3 separate regions of the Homo sapiens genome follow, and regions 1 and 3 are each linked to region 2. A link is a loop called in an ENCODE intact Hi-C map of the cell type or tissue named here. Cell type or tissue: PC-9. All regions are shown on one strand.

Evidence for each region. Hi-C counts contacts between places; a loop is a spot of excess contacts. Peaks named below come from ENCODE experiments on the same cell type or tissue, not always from the same donor. Only the 100,000 strongest peaks of a DNase experiment are listed, where the experiment ranks them.
Region 1: a loop joins it to region 2, with 8 times the contacts of the local background. A loop is called at or near these places in 8 of 110 quality-filtered maps.
Region 3: it touches region 2 in a loop (6-fold over the local background); 41 of 110 quality-filtered maps call a loop at or near these places.

The regions. Positions count from the first base shown.
Region 1 is chr15:63,399,819-63,407,818 of GRCh38, forward strand. All of the region lies in intron 4 of LINC02568 (long intergenic non-protein coding RNA 2568), which reads left to right. Among named protein-coding and RNA genes, the nearest start is that of LINC02568, 14 kb to the left of the region's middle. In PC-9, CTCF peaks have their summits at 3,175 (motif pointing left) and 3,377; no DNase peak of the experiment used is centred here.
Region 2 is chr15:62,778,927-62,786,926 of GRCh38, forward strand. It overlaps TLN2 (talin 2), which reads left to right. Exons shown (of 59, transcript NM_015059.3): 44 at 2,214-2,315; 45 at 4,845-4,964. Among named protein-coding and RNA genes, the nearest start is that of MIR190A, 41 kb to the right of the region's middle. RefSeq lists an enhancer at 3,180-4,108. In PC-9, CTCF peaks have their summits at 3,276 and 3,482; a DNase peak (open chromatin) is centred at 3,395; H3K27ac peaks cover 412 bases.
Region 3 is chr15:62,849,338-62,857,337 of GRCh38, forward strand. All of the region lies in intron 1 of LOC105370854 (a long non-coding RNA gene), which reads right to left. Among named protein-coding and RNA genes, the nearest start is that of MIR190A, 29 kb to the left of the region's middle. In PC-9, no CTCF peak of the experiment used is centred here; DNase peaks (open chromatin) are centred at 1,584, 4,304 and 7,854; H3K4me3 peaks cover 1,451 bases; H3K27ac peaks cover 7,282 bases.

The DNA of each region.
Region 1 (8,000 bases), 620 kb after region 2:
CTACTAAAAATATAAAAACTAGCCGGGCATGGTAGCGGGCACCTGTAGTATCAGCTACTCAGGAGGCTGAGGCAGGAGAATTGCTTGAACCCAGCAGGCGGAGGCTGCAGTGAGCCGAGATTGCACCATTGCACTCCAGCCTGGGCAACACAGCAAGACGCCATCTCATTAAAAAAAAAAAAAAAAAAAAAAAAGAAAACATGTACTATAAACTCCTAGTCATTTTCTTTATGTGATTAAGTCCTCCGAGTGCTATAACAGGTGTTCAACTTGTACAATGCTGAGCAATTATTTAAAACAAAATGTAGGCCGGGCGCAGTGGCTCATGCCTGTAATCCCAACACTTTGGGAGGCTGAGGCGGGCGGATCATCTGAGGTCAGGGGTTCAAGACCAGCCTGGCCAACATGGTGAAATTCCATCTCTATTAAAAATACAAAAATTAGCCGGCCATGGTGGTGGGCGCCTGTAATCCCAGCTACTCGGGAGGCTGAGGCAGGAGAATCACTTGAACCCGAGAGATGGAGGTTGCAGTGAGCGGAGATCGTGCCACTGCACTCCAGCCTGGGTGACAGAACAAGTCTCCTTCTCCAAACAAATAAACAAAAAACCAAAATGTATCTGCCAAGTCTAACATATAAGGGCAATTGTGAAAGTTATCCTGTGGTTAGACATTCCTGGGTCTCTATTCTCGAAGAATCCTGCTAGTTACATCCTTAGTGGGTATCCTTACACACAACCCATAAAATGTACCAATTTGCTGGTGAAAATTATGAAAACAAACAAAATTTTCTTTTGAAATTGTTACCTTTATTTTTGATAGGAATTTTCACTAAGTGGGATTCCTAATTGCCCCATAGATAGATTAGCCGTGCTGTGGACGAGACGTGAAAAAGGTAGATGAGTAAACTGAAGTAAGATGAATAATAGTTATGTTGTCCCTTTTCTTTGAATGATATACAGTAGTTTCTTCCATGTGTTTATTTTTTTTCTTTCCTGGCAAGTAGGTCAAGAAAGTGTTATTAATATTATCATCTTGGTAAACACTGAGATAAGGAGAAATTAAATTAATTTTTTCAGTAGATTGTTACAACACTGGTCCTTAATTTGTTCATACCTCTCTCTACAACATCCTTGGATAATACCTTTCGCACTGACTCAAGGCTTAGCCATGTATCTTTCTTTGGCCAATGGGACAAGAGCAAATGTGACACAAGAAGAAATATTCAAGCACTTGCACACTGAAGCTTGCTTTCTCTTGCTGCTCTTTTATACCCTGAGACCACCATGCTGAGAACATTATGTGAAGCCTGGGCTAGCCTAGTGGAGGAGGAGAGATCACATGGAGCAGAGACAAACCATCCCAGCTAAGTCCTCCTCAACTAACCAGCCTGTCAATTTCATGTATGTGAGGGAGGCCAGCCAACCCCAGTTGAGCCACCTACACACCTCCGATCTGCATACCAGCCTAGATCAGAACGGCTCAACTGACTCACAGAATCATGAAAAATGATGAGTGTTCATTGCTTTAAGCCACTAAGCTTTGGGGTGGTTTGTTTTACCCCCAACCTAACTGGTACATTCCCCAAGAAAGCCTAGTCAGGCTAGATTCTAGGGGTCCTGATCCCCAGATTCATGTTCAATTGCTACTACTCCTCTTCTGTTCAAAGGCCAAATTTAGATATGCAAAACTTAAGGATTTTATTTTGGATCTTATTGAATTTCCCAAGGGCAAAGGCCATGACTTGATTTATCCAGCTGGAATAATACTTTGCCTTATTAATAAAATAATGCTCAGGGAGAGGTGTTACTTCTCTGAAAAGGAACTAAACTTTAGTTGTTTTTACAAGGATAGAAGGGAAAGCTAACTGTTACATGTATAACTCTGAGAATTTATATAGGGCATAGATATTTCTAGTTACAAAGAAGGTTTTAGACTAAGGAACTCTCCTAAGAAATAGAACAGAGAGGATGGAAAAAGCAGGGCCCATATCTTCCTCATGATTTTGTCCCTGATATGGTTTGGCTGTCCCCACCCAAATCTTATCTTGAATTGCAGCTCCCATAATCCCATGTGTTGTGGGAGGGACCTGGAGGGAGATAACTGAATCATAGGGGCGGTTTCCCCCATACTGTTCGTGTGGTAGGGAATAAGTCTTACGAGATCTGATGATTTTATAAAGGGTTTCACCTTTCTCTTGGCCCCCATTCTCTCTTGTCTGCCACCATGTAAGACATGCATTTCACCTTCCACCATGATTGTGAGGCCTCCCCAGCCATGTGGTACTGTGAGTCCATTAAACCTCTTTTTCTTTATAAATTACCTAGTCTTGGGTATGTCTTTATCAGCAGCATGAAAATGGACTAATACAGTTCTTATGGCCCAGACCAGAGTCTTGCAGAGCTGCTAGGCTGCACAACTTCAGGAAACACTATTTACATTGAGGTCTGTGCAAACTGTGCCCTCTGCTCCCATCCCCAGAGTTGTGCAGTGTACATGGGGCCCCTGCATAGCACACAGTAAATATTTAAGAATGAATGTTAGCCAGGCATGGTGGCTCACACCTGTAATCCCAGCACTTTGGGAAGCCGAGCACGTGTGTACACACACACATTTGTGGTATTTAGCAGAAGTTTTTTTGTTTTGTTTTGTTTTGTTTTTTTTTTTAGAAAAGGTCTAGAGCTCTGTCTGTGCAGTGGCACAATTATGGCTCACTACAGCCTCAATCTCCTGGGCTCAGGGCTCAAATGCTCCTCTCACCTCAGCCTCCCAAGTAGCTGGGACTACAGTTGCACGCCCTCATGCCTGGCTAATTTTTAAAAATTTTTTGTAGAGATGGGGGTCCCACTATGTTGCCCAGGCCAATCTGGAACTCCTGGTCTCAAGCGGTCCTCCTGCCTCATACTTCCAAAGTGTTGGGATTACAGGCATGAGCCACAACATCCGGCCTTAGTAACTGAGTTTTAACTGCAACGAAAAATAAACCAAATTAGAATGAGTATCCCTATTGGGTAGCCTCCAGGAGCGCAAGCCACTTTGCTTTGTCTGTGACAAAGTAGGAAAATACCTAAATGAATTGTAAAGATCAACAATAGACCCAGAGAAGAAACTCACCAAATTCTGCAGGTTAAAAACGATAAAAAATAAAAGCTCATTTTGGCTAATGGTGACACCTAGTGGAGTATCAAAACTGTGGGGTTTTCTTGGAGTAAACTATTTTATTTCACACAATGGAGTAGGGGAGTCCCTGGGATTGTGTACCCTTGCTCCCTTCACAATAAGATAAGGAGATGAAGACCTACAGGCCTCCCAGGGTAAGCAAGTACAGTATTGCTCTAGAAGAGACTGTTTCTGTGTGCGGTTGCAGAAGACCTCAGAATCACACCAGAAGGTCTCAGCAAGTGAGATCAGGGGCCACTCATCACTTAAGACAATTATTCCTCTCAGTCTATGCCTTTCCACTTGAATGTCACTCTTTCTCCTGCTCCTTGCCCTCCTTCTTTCCTCTTCTGCTTTTATTTACCCCATGTTTATCCTCTGCCCCCTTTCCATTCTTAGTTCTCTAAGCCCATTGATGCCTCCCAAGATGTTACAAACCCCAGAGCAACACGATCTAGTATGGTAACCACTGCCCCATGTGGCTGTTTAAATTCAAATTAAGTAAAACAAAATTAAAATAAAAATTCAATCCCTCAGTCTCGCTGGTTCCATTGCAAGTGTTCAACAGCACTAGCGGCTACCATATTGGACAGCGCAGACGCGATCATTCCCACCATTGCAGACAATCCTGTTGGAAAGCATGGGCCTGAGGCTTTGTTTACCTCGCTCGGCTCACCTCTTTTCCTTCTCAGCACCTCTTCTCTAAGTGGCAGTTCTTGAGACGGTCTTTCTGCTCCTCCCTGTCCCTCCCTGCTCACTCCAGTCTATTGGGTGGCTTCCTGTTTTCTGTATATTATTATGTAAACTTGTTAACGTGACCTTGCCAAGGTACACACACAAAATATGTAATCACATTGGACAGTTTGTTCAGGACAATGATTTCAGACCATCTTGTTTTCCATGCATTGGAACACATCAAAATATTTTTAAACTCAACACATCAACACGTCATTTAAAACAATTATACCCCAGGCCCTTTTTTTTCTTTTTTAATCTATAGGTTCCTACTTTTTTACCTTGTCTTATGCTAAAGTAGCTTTAAAATTAAACAGTACATCTTCTTAAAAAATACCTAAAAATATATATTTTATGCATAGAACGGCTCTGGAATGAGACACGGGAAACTGGTAACACAGTGCTGTTTGGCTGGGATGGACATTTATGTGGAGAACCCTTGTATAGTATTTGGATTTGTACCAGGCGTGAGTGTACGTGTGCATATCTGTGTAGATATGTGTATATGAAGCTTTTAAAATTAAATTGAATTATGAATAACTTTTGAAAAGAAAAATAATACTTGAAAATAAATCTCACAGCCTTGAAAGGATCAAACTAAAATGATTCCAGGAAGATGAGCTCTCAGACACAAGGTCATTTCTGAATGAGGCTGCATGGTTTCAGTGACGATGTGTCTAATGCGTGGAGATGTGGTACTGTGTTCACTTTATGTGCAATGACGATTTGCTAAGAATTAGAATACTCTGGTAAGTGACACCTTCTGACTGCCAGTGAAAGTTTACATTAGAAAGAGAGCCTTCTGGCCAGGTGTGGTGGCTCACACCTGTAATCCCAGCACTTTGGGAGGCCGAGGTGAGTGGATCACGAGGTCAGGAGTTCAAGATCAGCCTGGCCAAGATGGTGAAACCCCGTCTCTACTAAAAATACAAAAATCAGCTGGGCGTGGTGGCGCATGCCTGTAATCCCAGCTACTCAGGAGGCTGAGGTGGGGGAATCGCTTGAGCCCTGGAGGCGGAAGTTGCAGTGAGCCGAGATCGCGCCACTGTACTCCAGCCTGGGCGACAGAGCAAGACCCCATCTCAAAAAAAAAAAAAAGAAAGAAAGCCTTCCTTTGAGCCTGTCACTTTGGTGCCCATCTCAAAAAGGACCTTGGAAAATGCTGAAAGCTAGATGGATCCTCCCTTCCTGAGGCACACTGAGTCACCTCTCTTTCAAGGGCTTAAAGAACAAAGTGAAAGTAACCATTTCTCTTCCTTTTCCTTGGCTCCCCTGGTCTAGCCATGGCTGTGTGTTCTTCTTAGGATCTTCGGGGAAGAAAAGAGAAGGGAGCCTGAGTTCTTGCCTCACTTCAAAGCTGGTTTTAGCCCAAAGGCACTTCGAACTTGGGATTTATGTAGCATTTATAGTAAATTCTCATGTTTCTTTAAAAAGAAATTTGGGGACTAGAATACCTACAAAATAAGAACTAGTTACACCGCCAATTTGAGAAAAAGGGAAACTGAGGTAGACACAGCAAATGTGTGAGCTGGGATTCACAGCACTCTTGACTTCCTGTAAGTTTCCATGACATCGAAACCATATAATCATATGCCCAGACCACACTATAGCACCTCTGTGTGAATTCATCTAAATAAAGCGATGCCTGGACCACGCCACCCAGGGGAGTTGGTTTGTGGTTCTTTCTGACTGTGGATTTCTACAGTGCCAGCCTGGCTTTGCGGGGAATCATCATCCTTCTAAAAAAACTAAGGTTTACAACTGGGCTCCCCAGGACATGCAGGATTGAGTTTCTAATGATGGGAAGACAAATGGCAGCCCATTCCTCAATTAGGTTTTTGAAAACAAGACATCTGTCACAAAACTACCCCCCTCTCCCCGCCGCCGTACAGAAGTTTACATTTTATTTAAACCTAGTGTTTTTTGTTGTTGTTGTTGTTTTCTGTTTTTGACGCAGGGTCTGGCTCTGTCGCCTAGACTGGAGTGCGGTGGTGTGATCACAGCTCACTGCAACCTTCACCTCCAGGGCTCAAGCAATTCCCCCACCTCAGCCTCCCCAGTAGCTGGGATTACAGGCACATGCCACCATGCTCAGCTAATTTCTGTATTTTTTTGTAAAGTCAGGGTTTCACCATGTTGCCCAGGCTAGTCTCTAACTCCTGGACTATGACCTACCCGCCTCAGCCTCCCGGTTGGGATTACAGGCATGAGCCACCGCACCTGGCCAAAACCTAGTGTTTTGTTTTTTTTTTTTCAATGACTGAAAAAAGAGAAAAAAAATCTATCTTTTAGAAGGAGTAACGAAACATAGGCCTAGAAATTGAGTCCCAGGCAGGAAGCATCTGCTACCACTTAATGTTTAATGGTGTAAGCCCCAGACTGCCGAGGATGGGCAGGATTTTATAGTTTGGAACTTACCAAGCACCATCTATTTTCTAAACTAATTTTGAGTTGATGTGGAATTCTATGTTTTAGGAAGGCAATTTAAAGGGCACAGAATAAGCTAAAAAGAACATAAGTGAGCAAAAGGGGAAGCAGCTATCGCAGAACAGCAGATGGAAGGGTTTCTGCCTCGGCCTGAGTGTAGCTGCATATTAATTAGATGTTATTGTTGCTCGCATTAGAGAAACAAAAAAGTGTCAGTTTTGCACCACAGACAAAAATGTATGAAAGAAAAGAGGAGTAGAGGCCTCAGCAAGAGTAGGAGAATATCACATTTAAAAAGTGCAACTTGTAAAAAAGCGTCCAAGAAAAAAGAAAATCAGCATAATGTTGGAAGAAACTGTTCTGGAACAACTGCTGTTTTAATCCTTCTCCTAGTCTGTTTGTGTTGCCATAACAAAGTACCATAGACCGGGTAATTTATAAGAACAGAAATTATTTCTCACAGTTCTGGAGGCTGGGAAGTCCATGACCAAGGCACTGGCAGGTTTGTTGTCTGGGGAGGGTCTGGTCTCTGTTTCCAAGATGGTGCCACACGGTGGAAGGCAGAAGGGCAAGAGGGACTTACTCCCTCCATCAAGCCCTTTTATAAGGGCACCTAGTCTCAGTCCTCAGGGTGGAGCCCTCATGGTCTAATCCCCTCTTAAGGGTTTCACCTCTTTTTTTCTTTTTTTTTTTTGAGACAGAGTCTTGCTCTGTCACCCAGGCTGGAGTGCAGTTGCATGCTCTCAGCTCACTGCAACCTCTGCCTCCTGGGTTCAAGCAATTCTCCTGCCTCAGCCTCCCCAAGTAGCTGGGATTATAGGCGCCCGCCACCACACCTGGCTAATTTCTGTATTTTTAGTAGAGACAGGGTTTCACCATGTTGCTCAGGTTGGTCTCAAACTCCTGACCTCAACTTATCCGCCTGCCTCAGCCTCCCAAAGTGCTGGGATTACAGGCGTGAGCCACCGCGCCCAGCCAAGTCTTCACCTCTTAATATCACTATCACGTTGGCAACACCTGAAGTTTGGAAGGGATACATCTAAATCATAGCAATCCCCAAACCTTATCCCCAGTATGCGAGACTGTATTCAGTTAAAGAAAACATGTCCTAGAAATGATATATATGCTCAGACCTCAGGAAAGGTCACTGATACAAGGGAGTGTGTGATTTTCTTCAGGAGAAAATGACTGATGACCACAGTGGATTCAAAGAGCATGGAATAAAATCATTGGCTTGGTGACCCAGTCTGAAAACAAGAAAAATGTTAAGCCAGGTGAAAATAGGCTTTTCTGCAGCCAGGCTGCAGAAAAGGGCCAATATCTGTACATGCAAGAATAAAGGGGAAAGGAAAAGGAAGATGCCGAGGCTTCATCAACCTGGACAGAGAGACAAAATGGGCCTATTTATTGTGAGTTCCAAGGCATGCTGGGTAGGGATGCTTAAGAGCCTGTGGTTGCTTTGGGATCCTGACAGGCCCCATCGAAACAAAAGCTATTTGACCTTGGGTGAATCACATAGTCTCTCTGAACATTAAGATTTTATCTGTAAAATGGGAGCGTAAGTTGATGTGCATAAAGCGTCTGGCAGGCAATAAGGGATCAGTACCTAAAAAGAGTTCAGCATTGGATTCCTGTTATTTTCTTTGGGAAGCTTAAGCTTGAGCCATGTTATCACATTTC
Region 2 (8,000 bases):
CAAATTAAGTGACGTTTCAGGTCCTTTGGGTCCCTGTGCAGCAAGCGTTAGAAAGCTGGCATAGTCTCTCAGAATTTCATTAATTTGGTTAAAACTCTGAGATACTATTAGACTCACTGTCTGAAATTCTCAAAGCCAGTGAATTATAGAAAAACCTGAGTGTAGCCAGAGTTAATTCTAACTTGGATGTGACTCCTGACACTTTGGGTGCTTTCACTGTGGAGCTTCTCTTTGAGATTCTCTCTCGTCATCTCAGCACTAGGAGGTTTGGAGACTCACAAGTGAGTATGAAGTAATCAGCTTTCCGGGTGACCTTGGACAGGAATTCAAGCTCTCGGGACGTTGATTTCCTCATTCAGTGAGGTTGGTAGGATCCTGTGGGATTTTGTGATGTGGTATCTTTTCTTTGTTTTTGTTTTCGTTTTGTTTTTGGCCAAGTAAGAAAATTAAACAAAAACAAACAAAAACTGTGCCATCTACATCACGGCTGTTTTATAAAAGAAAGGTCATGCTAGCACCCACAAAAGGAGGAAGGCTGTACTCTCAGAGTAAAGGGAAGTTCTTTCAAATAAATGAAATTGAAATCCTAGTCACTACTTTGTTCTTTCTTTTCCCATTGTCCTCAGACTAGTTAAAGGTTCTTTGGCTGGTGGCCACTGGCCAAGAACTCTGAGCTGCCCTTCAGCTCCAGCATCCTGGCATGTGGGTAGTGATGTCACATCTCACATGCAAGCTCCTAGCATGTGGCCTGAGGCTTAGAAGATGTTCAGTCAGTTTACAGCAAGTGAATGAGTATGCAATTCAGTCTCCTTTGACTAGCAGGGCCCCCGTGCCGTGATGGGGATATAGCATCTATCTGCCTAATAGGGAAAGCTAAAAAAGTCTAGTGTGGAGTTTGTGTTAATAGTTTGGTGAAAATTATATGCTGGGCTATGCAGCCACATCACGCATAGGCCACAGTGATGCCTTCCTTTCACTCACAGTGCAGTACATGCCTGCTCATGACATATAGCTGTCACTGAAGATACCAGCTAACATTTTCCTAATTGACCACTTGGCCCCAATCTCATCTCTGACTCTGAACTTTATGGCACAGAGCTGCCAGGGAAATCTCAAATACGTCATTGCTTACCCCAGATCCCACTGTTGTCGTCATGATTTCAAGGTTTTCCATAAAACAGATGCAGCCTCATTCCCACTGCTGTCAACAGCCCCCTCCTGTTCAGGTCAGGATGACCTCACTAGACTCACTCTGCCTGTATTAATTTCTGTTCACTTTGTCTCTTCGCCTGGAATACCATTCAGCAACCAGTGGTGATGGTGAGGATGGTGGTGGTGAAGATGGGTTGCCTGTTTCTTCATCATTGGCATTATCATCTTTATCATCAGCATCTTCATTATGGTCATTCTCTCCTCTTCCTGTATATAGTTCTTGACCAGGTGTAGTGTTGATTTTTACTGTAACCATGTGATGCCTGGAAGTTACCACTGAAGGACTAGAGATCAGAGTTTAAGTAAGCAGCCCGAGGTTCATTCACAAGCCTTGGAAACACATTTTGAATACAAATCTCCTACACCAATATGTCCCCAAGCCTTCAAGGGACATAGTCCCATTGTCTCAGTTCTTCCACCCCACAGTGATCTTGCCCTTCTCTCAGTTCCTATTGCATTTATAGTCAGGTGAGCAACAATTTATTCCTAGTGCTTCTAATTCCTTCTATTCCCCGATTGTGCTCATAAAGAACGGTTCCGTGGATAGCCATGGACTCGACCATTCCTCAGGAAGTGCTTCCTGATGGAGAGTCTGCCTCCTTTCCCACCTCATCTTCTGGCACTTTGCGCTTCCCTAGAAGTGTCAGGCTGGCTCCCGCCTCCATGTACGTGAATTCTGTTCCCTTTTCTTGGGATGCCTTTCCCACCTTTTACATGTGGCAGACTCTTCGCCTGGTAAGACTTGGCGGAAACATCACTCCTCTGGAAGGCCTCCCACTCCTCTCAGGCAAGGCTGGGAGCCTCTCCTTGCCATGTACCCTGAATGCCTTATGTGCCCTTCTGTTGAAGTCCTTATTGCACAAGTTGGGTAATTGAGTTGACACTGGGCGAAAGAATCTCTGAGGCCCTCTCTGTTTTTCAAAGTTCCTAATTCTCGTAAATACAGTCTACACTTCAGCAGGCTTCTTATGACCTTTGGATTCTTTTCCTCTCCTCTGTAGCTGGATGAAGGCACTCCTCCAGAACCAAAGGGAACATTTGTCGACTATCAGACGACTGTGGTTAAATACTCCAAAGCCATTGCGGTGACAGCTCAGGAAATGGTAAGAGGGAAGAGAGCTGCCCTCCCCACTGTTGTTTGCCTTTTTATCCACTGCCGCCGCTGAGCCTGCAAATCCCAGATCTGTGTCAGAGAGAGAGCCCAGACCACTCTCTAGTCCCTCAGGGGCTCCAGCTTCTGTCCTTTATCTGTGGTCTTTCTGGCTGCCTGTGTCCAGTAGCCCCAGTCTGCTGCAGTTCTTTTCTCATGAAAAAGCTGCAAGAGGGAATTAAAGATGGCTGAGACTTGGGCATGAGGACAGAGGAGCAAAGGAAGGAGAGAAAATGAAAAGACGGGGAAAGCAAGGAATTTGTAGTTAAGGAGAAAGGGGGAGAATCTTATTCACCTCACGAAGGACTTGAGGTGTTTTTAGTAGATTAAAATAACAGTACAAGAGAAGATATTTGGGGATAAAATAGAGATGAGATTATCTGATGAAATCAAGTTATAATACTTGGAAAATAAGGTATTGCCAGTCTTTCAGGCAAAATGAAACAGTATGGTTATGTAATAAGAAAAAAAAAATTCCGACAGTAGAAGGCATACAACTTTTGGAGGTAATGTTTTGGTTTGGTTTGGTTTTTGTTGTTTTGTTTGTTTGTTTGTTTTTCTAAAATGTAATGCAACTAGAACTGTATTATATAGATTCTTAGATATAAATGGCATTGAGAGATAGTGAATGCTATCTGATATGTTAAGCAGTTATACGAAAGATGACAAATGTTGTCTTCAAAGAATTGATAGGAGTCCATAGAAAAAGTTTCTCCCAACTTTTAAAGGCTCAGATGCCATAAGATAAAAGTTTGAAAGATGCCTCTTTGATACTTGCCACATAAGCCTGGGTTGAGAAATCAATGGGCCTTCCTCGCTGAAGTGACCAGAATGAGCCACCACATGGTTGCTGTGCCCAGGTCCCCTCTGAGTGGTTTTGTCATGTAATCATGTGTCCACTAGGGGTTGAGCTTGGACCACAAAGTCATCCCTGGCTGCTGCCATTCATTCATGGAAACTCTGTGATTGTGCCAGGCTTGTTTAAAAGAATTCGGGCTGGGGAATGGTACACCCATCTCAGTGTTTTGTGAAAAGCTGGAGCTGAGCCCAGTCTTGTCCTTCTCAGGGGAGCATGGAGGACGGATCCTAGTCCGAGCCAGCAGACTTTCAGCACAGATTCCTGTTGAGCAGGAAGCACAGTGCAGCAGCAGTCATGTTTGAGCAGCCTCATGGTGTTTCTGGAATGTCTCCAGAGCCAGGTCCTGAGCTGCCTTGGCTTGACCCTGGGTGTCCATGAGCTTAAGGAGCTGAGCCTCAGGCTGCATGGCCACTCCTGAGATAACTGGCCTGGCTCTTTGTGTGAAAGAGGCCCTTCTCACCCCGTCAGGATGCCCAGACTCCCAGTGCACCTGTTGGCAGGTCGCAGTGGAGCAGCACGTGGCAACACTCACTCTCGTGCAGCTCAGTGTGCGTTCCTTGGCGGCCACATCTCAGCCTGAAGCCTGGGACGTGTCCTTGTACACATGCCTTAGAAAGGGTGGACATTCCTGTCCTGCCTTGATGGATGGAGAGTCATTCAAAAGACATTTTAAAAGGCTGTTTAAAATCAAGGTCTTAAAAGGCCACAAAGAAAGAGACAGTATTGTTATCCAGAGCAAGAGGAGGTGGAGCAGGAGGGGAGCCCCTTGATGAGGGACAGTGACACCCGTCTGGGTGGCAGATTAAAACTGCTTTTGTGAGAATTTAGAGGTATTTTTGTCCAGAGGAAGAGGAAACACTAGAAACTAGCATGCCAGCTGCCTTAGATAATTGAGATGCATCAGTCAATGAAACAGAGAAAAATCCTGAGTATCTTCATAATAAAGGCAGAACTTGACCATGTGGGCTACACACTACTCTTAACTAAATTTGTGGCTAAAACCTTGTCATTCTTTGGCACAAATTTACTGCAAAGCTGTATCCTCTATGAGTGTTTTCCTCTAAAACACTGACTTATCCAGCACTTGTCATTCATGGTTTTCTTAACAGCCCTGTCCTCATGCCCTCTCTCACCTGGGTGGGACCTGCTTCAGGGCACCCAGAGACCAGATCAGCCCCCGACAGAAGCCTTGGCCCAGGGGTGAAAATCGCATAGGGCTTGTGCCTCCTGGGGGTTTCTAGGGGGAATTCCTCTGGTGACCCCCCAGGGCTGCGCTGGCGAGGGGCTGGCACACTCACCTGCCAGAGGGTGGGCCCTGGGCACTGGCTCCAAGCTGCACAGCCCGAACGCTGAGCATGTGCCCACTGGGCCCGGCCAGAATCTGTGGCCTGAGCGGGGCCCTGCGAGGGCTCTGGCCTTTTGTGTGCAATGCAGCATGGGCTTGGCTTGAATTGCCCTCTCCAGCATCTAGCCCCAAATGCAAGGCCTGGCCTTCACCCCCTCAGGAGCTTAAAAGTGAATGAAACCCTTTGGCTTCCAGTGATATTAACACATGGTTCTCATGCGTTTCTCTCTGTGTGTGTGTGTGTGTGTGTGTGTGTCTTGCTTGTTTTCTTTTTCCAGATGACTAAGTCGGTTACTAACCCGGAGGAGTTGGGAGGACTGGCTTCACAAATGACCAGTGACTATGGGCACCTGGCTTTCCAGGGCCAGATGGCAGCAGCCACGGCGGAACCAGAGGAGGTCTGCCACCTTAAGACCCCTATTTTAAGATGCACACACACACTGGTGCCCACTCCTGGGTATTTCTTCATAGCTTAGCTCCACTCTGGAAGACCCCAGCCCAGTAACCAGAGCCCAGTTTATTTCCCCACCACTGCACAGCACAGGTCCAGACCAGGTAGCCCCAGGCTGTACTCAAGTCTCACTGCCCCTTATGGGGCAGACTGGCCAAGAACTGGGGCATGGGCTTTCAGACAGAAGGACTTTGTATACAGTGTTCTATCAGGTCCCCTGTCCCTAGCCCTGTCACCTGTCTCTTTTAGCATGCCCAAGCTTGGGACTGCCATCTTATCACTTCCTACTCCAGTTAGCACATCCCCCGCAATTATTTTTGTTTTCCATAGGTTCACAGAAGTGTTGAAAGATTCAAGTATGAAAATTAGCTATCCCTCTCCCTCGAAAGAGCTACTTTCATGAAACAAAGTCTTGCCTGAATATTCTGGGTGGCTAAGAATTAGCCCAGACATACCTCCTGTGGACTCCTTTTATTACTTCCCTGCCTTTCCTAGACCAGCTTTCCTTAGTGGCCAGTGTAGACTTGGCTTTAGAATGCCTGTACCCGTAAGAGTCTAACGGTAGCCAAAGTTGGGCCCCAAAGGCCACTTTCTAAGAGCTGCCATCTCTCATACTTCTAATGGGGTGGTCCATTGGGAAGGACACAGGTCATGTGTGGCTCCAAGGAGCTTTGTAGCATCTATATCAGTGTGAACACATAGAAGGAGTCCAGGGCTTGGGGGAACCACATGGCTTCTTAGAGAAAGGAAGCCCAATTTAAAATGAAGATTAATGGAGTGGATTACAGGGACACTTAAAAGATAAAAGTAATTATATTCTGTGAAATTCAGCAAGCTGTTTATTGAGCGCAAACCATGTTCGAGACGTTCCTAAATGAACTGAGTTGTCAAGGCAGAAGGTTGTAATTGGTCTTCTCTTCTCCTTATAGTGACAGTCACTGTCCCCAAGTTACTCAGTGCTGCTATTTCTCCTGGGAGTCAGATCTAAGTATGTTTTTACAGAGACTCCGAGAGATATTCCAGAAATGAAGTCCCAAAACAAATCACTTTCTAATGTGTGTGGTAACAATGCATGTAAATAGGAGTACCATATATGTATGTACTTGCATACATAAATATCTAGCATGGGATTACTTAAGTCTCTAACAGTGCCTGCATTTTGAGATATTAGAATAATTGACTAGGCTGTAGCATGAATAATTCTATTTGCAATGAGTGTGAAGTCACTACCAAGAAAAGAGAGTTATCAGATACCCACATTAAGATTCTGTTGATTCTTTACACAGGCCTATCATTTTTTTTTTAAATAGACTCCCTGTTTTAGTAAGATCATCTAGATTTATAATTCATTTGACTAACCTATAATTTTGAACTCCATAAACAAATGTAAGGGAACTTCTGTTACAGTAAGGAAAAGTTTGCTTGGACAAAAGGAAAAGTGGGCTGGGCGTGATGGCTCACGCCTATAAGCACTTTGGGAGGCCGAGGTGGACAGATCACTTGAGGTTAGGAGTTCAAGACCCAGCCTGGCCAACATGGCGTACCCCCTTGTCTACAAAAATACTGGGCGTGATGGTGTGCGCCTGTAATCCCAGCTACTTAGAAGGTTGAGCCAGGAGAATTGCTTGAACCCGGGAGGTGGAGGTTGCAGTGAGCCAAGACTATGCACTGCCCTTTAGCCTAGGCAACAGAATGAGACTCCATCTCAAAAAAAAAAAAAAAAGGGGAAGAAGTGTTTGGCAAGGGAGGTTTGGATATCTGTCCACAGAAACCTTTAAAAATGGAATCTACCACCATCTGCCTTAGGTAGTTTAACTACTGTCTCCCTGAACTGTCTGTATAGCCCTTTCCACATGAGTTCTTGTAAGCTACCCACCCAACGTGTGAAACAAGCAGATTTTTTTTTTATTACGACAGAGACCATTGAACCAAAGTATAAAATAATGCCAAAACAGCAAGGAAAGAGAATGTGTTGCTAAAAGCACAACAACAGGTTACTTTGGTTATTGGCCCTGCATTTGCAGCAGCTGACGTTTTCATTAAGGTTTTCCTTTTCACTGTTACATCTTGAGATGTATTTTACATTCCAGACACGAGAGCAGTGTGACCTGGAGTGAAAAGGGGCAGAGAGAATATAAAATTTCCAGTGGCTTGCTAAGGAAAATTCTTTGTGTACATTTGCCAGACAGATATTTGGGGAAAACTGAGAAGGTTAGGAGATCCCTGAAGCAATGTAGTTTTTTATTCCAAGATCGTGGAATTATTTGTTTACCCAAGAGGGCCCCCTATCACAACATGTGAAAATATTTATATCCAGGGGAAATAAGGAGCTGCTCCCTTCGCTGCAGTCCCGCAGTCCGCTATGCAAGGTCAGCATTTTGGTCTTTTCCAGAATGTGACAATTACAGGAAAAGTCATAGCTCTGCCCTGGAACATCAAGCAGGAGCTTTATCTGCTTATTTTTCATGGAAAATTCAAGCCTTTGTTAACATCACTTTGAAAACTTCTTTCTTTGGAAAAGTTAAAAGCCTCCAGCAGCTTTGCAATTTAAGATTATTTTCCCCTTAAAAAAAGAAGAAGAAAGAACTCGAGATCCTATGAGCCACAACTTCTAAATGTAAATCCTGAGGAAAAGATTTAGCGACAACAGCTTTGTCTCTGAGGAAAATGTGCAGTAACCACTTGAAATACTGGATGCCTTAAAAGCTGGCGCAATCATTTGTTAAGATGATTTGTGAGAACCACAGCCCTTTCCCCCAGATGAAATGGATGTCTGCTTTAGAATTCTCTAAAATTTTCCACCCCAAGACACACGTGCTGGAGGTGGGAAAATGATGCCCCAGTGCCATTGGAACCACTCTTTTATTAGGTTGGTGCAAAAGTAAATGCAGTTTTTGCCATTACTTTTAGTGGCAAAAACCGCAATTACTTTTATGCCAACCTAATAATAATTCTATTACCATTATTATTATTTTGAGCCGGG
Region 3 (8,000 bases), 70 kb after region 2:
CTGAAAAAGAAGGGAAAGGTAGAGGGGAAAGGGTACTTTAAGAAGCAGAGTTTCCTCCTGCAGCTGCATGCTCCAAAAGGGCACTTGAAATTCAACTCCCTAATCCTTCCTTCCCTTTTCTTGCCTCATGTAGTACAATGAAGTGAAAAGAACCTACAAGGGCTTTGAACGTCAGAGAGACATGGCTCTGAGCAAGTCTTAGCTTTCACGCCTGTTGATAGACAGTGTACTTGACTTCCCAGCATCTACTCCCCTCTGCCTATGGAGTCCAGCAATATTTGGGGGGAGTTGGCCTCAAGTCAAGGATAATACCATTCCCCCTGCTAGTGACTGGTTCTGGAATGGACATATAACCTGATTCTGGCCAAGGAGATAAGAGAAAATATCTGCTGGAGATAAGAGGAAACACATTCTTGACAGTTTACTGAGTGGATAATATGTATTTCTCTTTCCTACTCCCAGATTCCAAATTCCCTGCTTTTTTGGCCCACCTCACCACAAAAGCTCCATAGTTTATTCATCTAAGTTTGCATGGATGCTTCTTTGGGGGAACTGCAGGAGTTCATGGAAGAGTTTCAGAAAGGAATGAGAATGCCTCAGGAGTTGTTCTGTGATGGAAATTGGCCTGTTGTTCTGTTAATGCTGCTAGAAACTTACAGCGCTTAATAAAAATCTATTCTTTTAGTAAAAAAAAAAAAAAATTATTCCCTTTTCTTTCATAGCTACATGAAAGCAATCTTGAAAATGTGACCAATGAAAACGGTGTTATCCTTGACTTGAGGCCAAGTCCCCAAAATATTGCTGCACTCCACAAGGCAGAGGGGAGTCGATGTTGGGAAGTCAAGCACAATGTCTATCATATATCCCCAACAGGCTCTCTCTTCCCTATCAGTAGTGAATGAAAAAGCCACTTTCTGACCACAATCAGCACCAGCCTCATCGTGGAGCCTCCCGCAAGGATGGTGGAATGAAGGCAATCGAAGAATCTGTATCTTTGGTGGCAGTGTCGATCGGTTTGTCTAACCTAATTCTTCCAGGCTTCCCAATCACTAACCAGATACACTTCTGCCACATTTAAGCCAGACAGAGTTGGGCTTGCAGCCAAGGTGCCCTAACTAATGCCAGGTAGCAGTCGCATGGGAAAAGGCCAACAAGCATTTGACCACATACTAGGCATGCAGCGAAATTTTGTTCCGTTTTCCTTCACACCTACATGAAAGCAATCTTGAAAATGTGACCAATGAAAACCCCACTGCGTCCACTTTCAAGAGTTAACTGAGCACTCGTGCCCCTAACGTGGTGCCAGACTCACAGTAGGTCTTCAACAAATGTTTACTTTTTGATGCATCTCTAGAGTGTGATGTTGGTAACACCCGGATTCCAGTATATGGCTTACTTGATGGGTATGGAAAAGGATAGCAGACTTATTACAGACAGCAGCCATCCCAGTCCTGTTTCTAGACTCTGGGATGAGCGGTCGGGGCACAGGTCTCCCCACCCCTAGTCTCCATCCCTGCGCTCTGAGAAGCTAGAGAAGTCTGTGGCCAATCACCTACACAGCAAACCATGTGAGGAATGTCTGGTATTTGGGTATGTGGTATGGTATGGGTTTGTTTTTCCTGTTCATCATCACTTAGGATGGAAATCTTTAACTATTTTGACTGGAGGCATGAGCGTGGAGCTCAGGACCCCAGGGATTGGAAGGTGGGGGAGGGCACAGGACAGTCCTGGTCTTTTTTCTGCTCCTGGGACTAAATGGCACCATCCCTGACCTGGTGTGTTGTGCTCAGTCTCTGACTTTTCCCTGTGGCCCCACAAAAGCGTTGATTTCGAAGCAGCAGTAGCAGCAGGGGGAAGACATTTCCTCGGGCAGGGAATCACTGAAAGCTACAGAGACGAGTCTGGCAGGAAGGAGACTCAGCCCCTGCATGGCGGGGCTGGTTGTCCTTTGTGCTCAGTGTCTAGCTCCTAAGTTCCGCACAGGGGACAGAATCTGGGCTGAAATCTGAGACTTAGGTTCTGGTTCTGGCTGGGTGATCTTGGGCAAATTTCTTTATTTCTTGGAAACTTTTTGTTTTTATGTATTAACAGGCCTTTTGCCATGACTCTGAGTCTGGATGGTGAATATCCTTGATCTTTGGCAGCTACCAATTCTTTGAGAATAAATTATATACTAGGTGCTCTACTGGGTGTTTTATGAATATCGTTATTTTCCTCATCACAGATAACATTTATTAAGTGCTTACAATATTCCAGTCGACTACAGTTCCAAGGGCTATTTAAATACTGAGGTAGGGTCTAACCCCATTTTATTTTTTATTTTTTATTTTTATTTCTTTGAGACAGAGTCTTGCTCTGTTGCCCAGGCTGGAGTGCAGTGGCGCGATCTCGGCTTACTGCAAGCTCCGCCTCCCGGGTTCACGCAATTCTCCTGCCTCAGCCTCCCGAGTAGCTGGGACCACAAGCACCCGCCACCCCACCCAGCTAATGTTTTTGTATTTTTAGTAGAGATGGGGTTTCACCATGTTAGCCAGGATGGTCTCGATCTCCTGACCTCGTGATTCGCCCGCCTCGGCCTCCCAAAGTGCTGGGATTACAGGCATGAGCCACCATGCCCAGCAACCCCATTTTATAAATGAGGAAATGGAAGCACAATAAAATCAAATGCAACTAGAAAATTTTGTGCAACTAGGAAACAACAGATCCAAGAAGCAAACCCTGGCAGCCTGGCTCAGAATTTGTATCCTCGACCACTGTCTTCTATTATTATTTGTTATTTAATTTTTATATAACAACATTATATAAATGGAGCATTATATCCACTTTATGGCTGAGGATACTAAAACTGAGAGACATCTTACAAGTCAGCCAATATGACACAGCTTTTAAAAGGTGGAGCCAAGAGCTAAACCGAGCTGTGCTATCCAAAGGTTTCCACCACCCCGGGCCACCTCTTTACAGATCAATACACCCACAGAGAGAAGACTCCAGACTCCAGGGTGACCACTGCAGCTTGGTGGATTTGATCTTGGAGGTCTCCATTTTTGTAGGCATGATGAGGATGTCAAAGTCTATTTTTCAAAAGTTAAAAAAACATGGCTCATACAAATATACAGTGAGCATGTGTCAAAGATTTAACTCACTAATCAAAGAACCAGCACAATGACAAGGTTCATTTAAAAATATGTAGAATATTCATCATCACTGAGAAAAAAGAATACTGCAATTAAGATTCCTAAATTAGTTATGAAGTTAATTATCCTATCAGGCAGCAAAACTATAACCTTTGGGGTTGTCATCTATCCTATCGGAGAAAATTACAGCACTTCTATTCAAGAATCCAATGAGTCTCTTATAACTGAACATCTACCTGGGGTAATGTAATATCCTCATCAATAGAAAATAGATCAAAACAAAGGAATATATCCCTAGAGAATGGCAGAAGCCTCGAAAGGATCTGTGAGTGAATTCCAAGTAAGTGCGGGGTGTTCTTTCTAAACACAGGGCACTGAGCCAGTGCCCAGCCATGGCATTGTAAGCTAGAGAAGCACGATGTCTAGATGAGAAGACCAACAACAAGGTTCAAAGGGGGTGCCACCATTTTGTGTGCTTGTGCTATGCTCTCTGAGCCACAGCTTTATTTTCTGTAAGAAAGAAGATTCTGTTTTTTAATTGGGAGAACAATTCTCTCTCTTCAACCTCACAGAATTTTTGCCAGGATCAGCCAAGAGTGGACATAATAGGACTGGGTCAGTGATTGCTCTGGCTTCTGATATAAGGGAACAACCATTGGCCTCAGCCCCTGGAGGCCCCTTAACCCCTTAATGGAAAACTGTTTTTTTCCTTTTTTTTTTTTTTCTTTTTTGGAGACAGAGTCTAGCTCTGTTGCCCAGGCTGGAGTGCAGTGGCACAATCACAGCTCACTGCAGCTCAACCTCCCCAGGCTCAGGTGGTCCTCCCACCTCAGCCTCCGGAGTAGCTGGGACCACAGGCACACACCACCATGCCTGGCTAATTTTTTGGTATTTTTTGTAAAGATAGGGTTTCACTGTGTTGTCCAGGCTGCTCTCAAACTCCTGAGCTCAAGCTATCTGCCTGCCTCGGCCTCCCAAAGTGTTGAGATTACAGGTGTGTGTCACTGCACCTGGCCTGGAAAACTCTTATGTGGCAGGTGAAAAATGTAAAAGCCCTCAGCTTTCTGTGATGTTCTAGCAAACACTGGCACATCCAGAGGAACATGTGCCACTTTCGGGCCAAGCCAGCAAAATGATTACGAAAGTCTTTGAAGACCTAAGTCACATTAATGACTCAGAACTGCTGTGTTTTTGACAATGAAGCTTTGGATGGACACACTGACCCAGTGTCGTCTCACCAACCATCCCAGGGTGAGCTCAGAAGGGGACATATGTCACAGTCTTAATCAGCAATTGGCAAGTTTTTCCTTTAAAGGGCCAGATTGTAAATATTTTAGGCTTAGCAGGCCACATACAGCCTCTGTTGTTGCATTTTTTTTAATGTGCATGTTATGTTTTTTTTTTGTTTGTTCTAACATTTTAAAAATGTAAAAGCTATCCTTGGCTCACCTGGCTGTGCAAAAATAAGCAGCGGGCTGGATTTGGCTCATGGACTGCAGATTGCAGGCCCAGGTGTTCCTGGCTTATTTGCAGGTGGTGGAAAGACCACAGGCTTTGGAGCTGAAACTGACTTTGAATCCTGCTGTCCTCACTTTCCAGCTGTGCGAGCTTGGACACGCCTCCTTACCCCTGAGCCTCTGTCCTAATCAGCAGAATTCTTGCATGAAATACTCGCTGCACGTCTACTACCTTGCCAAGCACAAAAGCAATGCTTATGAGGCTGGAATAAAATGAAAAAGCTCCGGCATGGGAAAGGAATGTGGCAGAAGGCACGCTGACTATTGCTTGAACCCTGAAGTGATTTGGGCTGCCCTGGGTGGGAGACCATGAAAAGGGCCTTCGGTTCCATGATGATAGCCTAGAATCGGATACGCTGCATGACAACATCCCAAGGACTCGAATTCAGCCCACTGGGGCTGGGTCCCGAGCACCTGTATGTTTTAAATACAGATCCTCCAGGAGTCTGCCCTGAAGCCTGGGTTTAAGAAGCCGCCAAGGAGTTTCCCACAAGTTTGTGGGTCCAGCGGCAGAGGCTCCAAGTGGTCTGAAAATGGGCATTCATGCAGTCGGCACGGCATCTGCCTGGTTCCCACCTGCACCCAGCTAAGCCTGGTAACCTTCAAATCAAAGCCTTTCCCCCCAGTTTGCTAAGGGTGAAACATGTGCTCACAGCACCAGCTTAAAAGACTATTTCATGCCAAAATAATAACAAGTGTTTTTATGACAGCACAGAAATGGTACCAATAGTCATGGCCCAACATCCCATTACCACCATCGCAGGGAAGAAAACTGGCATTTCGGAGCGAGAACTGATGTGAACCCGTTGTCTGACGCCTGCATCTGTCCCAGCCTTGTTCACAGATGCAGATGCTGAAGCTCAGAGGCATCACCCAAGGCCCAAGGCCACAGGGTTAATAAATGATTTTGATAAAGAGAGAGAGGCCCAGCGAGTGTCCAGTGAGAATGGTTTCTCCTGTGAATTGCAGTCCCGTATAGCAAGGGCTCACCTAAGGTCATCAATAGGTTCTTGGAGTCTTGACTTTAAGAGAAGCAATAGACAGCAAGTTTCCAAATAATGTCGTTTTGTTCAGTGTGATTTCATTATAACATTGATGAGGAAAAAAATTGGTTTCGTCCATCATACGTCATTTTGCTCAAAGTCACAGTTTCCAAGAACCTAATGACATTAAGTAAAGATTTACTGTGGATTTATGGACACTTTGCTTTGTGGCATTTTCTTATGGGTATAGAACAAATGTTCCATTGTTCTGACCTATACCCATAGGTTGTGTAGGTCAGAAAAATGGGACATTTATGCCAAGAATTTTCAAGTGGAATTTTTTTTTAATCTTTTTGAGCTCAAGTTTCTTTAATTTAAAAAAGCAAATTCCAGCCGGGCACAGTGGCTCATGCCTGCAAGCCCAGCACTTCAAGAGGCCAAGGCAGGTGGCTCACGAGGTCAGGAGATCGAGGCCATCCTGGCTAACACGGTGAAACCCCGTCTCTACTAAAAATACAAAAATTAGGCAAGCATGGTGGCATGTGTCTATAGTCCCAGCTACTCGGGAGGCTAAGGCAGGAGAACTGCTTGAACCCGGGAGGTGGAGGTTGCAGTGAGCTGAGATCGCACCACTGCACTCCAGCCTGGGTGACAGTGCGAGACGCTGTCTCAAAAAAAAAAAAAAAAGCAAATTTCTCTTACTACTGGGGGCAATTCTGAGCTGGAGATGCCCAGGTGGTCACTAAATCTATGCTTTACCCAATAAATATATTCCTGAAGAGACTGAATAAAATAAAATCAATACATGATTTTAAGGGAATCTCTGGGTATGTTTTGGGTTTTTTGTTTGGGCTTTTTTTTTTTTTAATAGAAGAATCCTTCTGCAAAGAGAATAATTTGCATTTGGTTTGCAGATTTGGATTTTCTGAATTATAGTATATTGGGTTTTCTTAATTACGTCTGTGATTTAAACTACTGTGTCTCTAGTGACAGTGTCCTAAATTCCCACAGATGGCATTTACACTGTGTGAACACGGACTCTGTGGTACCTAGAAAGAAAGTAACAAGCAGCATCTCTTCAGCACCTCCGTACCGGTCACTGCTCGAGCGATCACATACACTATTTCATTGACTCTTCACAAAAATTCTGCCACACGGGTTGTGTTGTCCCATGAGGTGCAAGCTGTTACATAAAGAAACTGAGGTGCAAGCTGTTAAATACGGGAAGGGAGAGAAATGACAATTCCACCTTAGCTTTTTCTGACTCTAAGGCAAGTGCTTCTCCCAACTCAGGAAGCATGAGGTTTTCCTCATCATTGAAAAACTAAGATGGAGAAACTTCATCCTTCACCCCTCTATTCCCCAGACCAAACACCTTCAGGAAATCCAAATTGTAGGTTGACATGAAAACATTTGATATTAACCCAGCTACCCTTTTCCACAGAGGGAGAAGAAGCTGGGTTGGACAGGCAGAGACGACAGTGAGGCTAGCCTCTCCCCAATCAACTGGAAGCCTGGACCGGCCTCTGCCAGGCAGTGCAGGACCCGAGCCCAGGGTGGGCTGCAGCAGAGTGGTCTAGGTGTCCACATCCCCTACTGAGCCCTGGCACTGCCCTCTGCTCACTGAGGCTCAGCTTCCTCGTCTGTGGTGGGAACCTGCTGCCACCGCCTGCACAGCAAGGTGGCCAGGAGGGGCAGGGTCCACCCTACCCACAGTGGTGTTGGCAGGTGAGGGACCCCTCATCATTTTGACTTTCCTAATCCACGGACGCCCTCTCAGGTATGAGCACCATCCCTTCACACACACCTTGTAAACCCGGAAGGACTTTTTTAAAATGAAAATTTCATTTCCAGCCTCTTACCTGGACACACCATTCCTGGGTTCCCTGATGTGGTAAGGGCCATGGGGAGGCCAGGACTATGCAGGGGCGGGGTGGGTGTGAGACAGCACAGGAATGCACATGGGGGCTCCCTGCTTCCCCAGAGGCCTTGCTGGTTATGAGGCTGCTCCCCGCATTCCCTCACACCCTCCCAGACCCTCTCTCAAGGCACGGAGGAGGAGAGCAGCCACTCCTGCCACCACCAGCTGCTCTTGGATACCTGAGGAATGGAAGGAGCCGGAAACCACCTGGCCTGGACTTGGCTCCCGCCTCTGCTCCTGGCAGGCTTTGGGACACAGCAGATAACTAAGCTCTCCAAAATAGGGCACTGCCACCTCTCACCTCAAATGGCTGCAGGGAGATTAGAAGAAGATAATTAGGAGAAGGGTCTACAGATCAGTGATTTGCCAACATTGAAATGCCAGTCAGAATCACCCACAGGGTGTAACACACAGGTGCTGAGTCCCCTCATCTCTGATTCAGTGA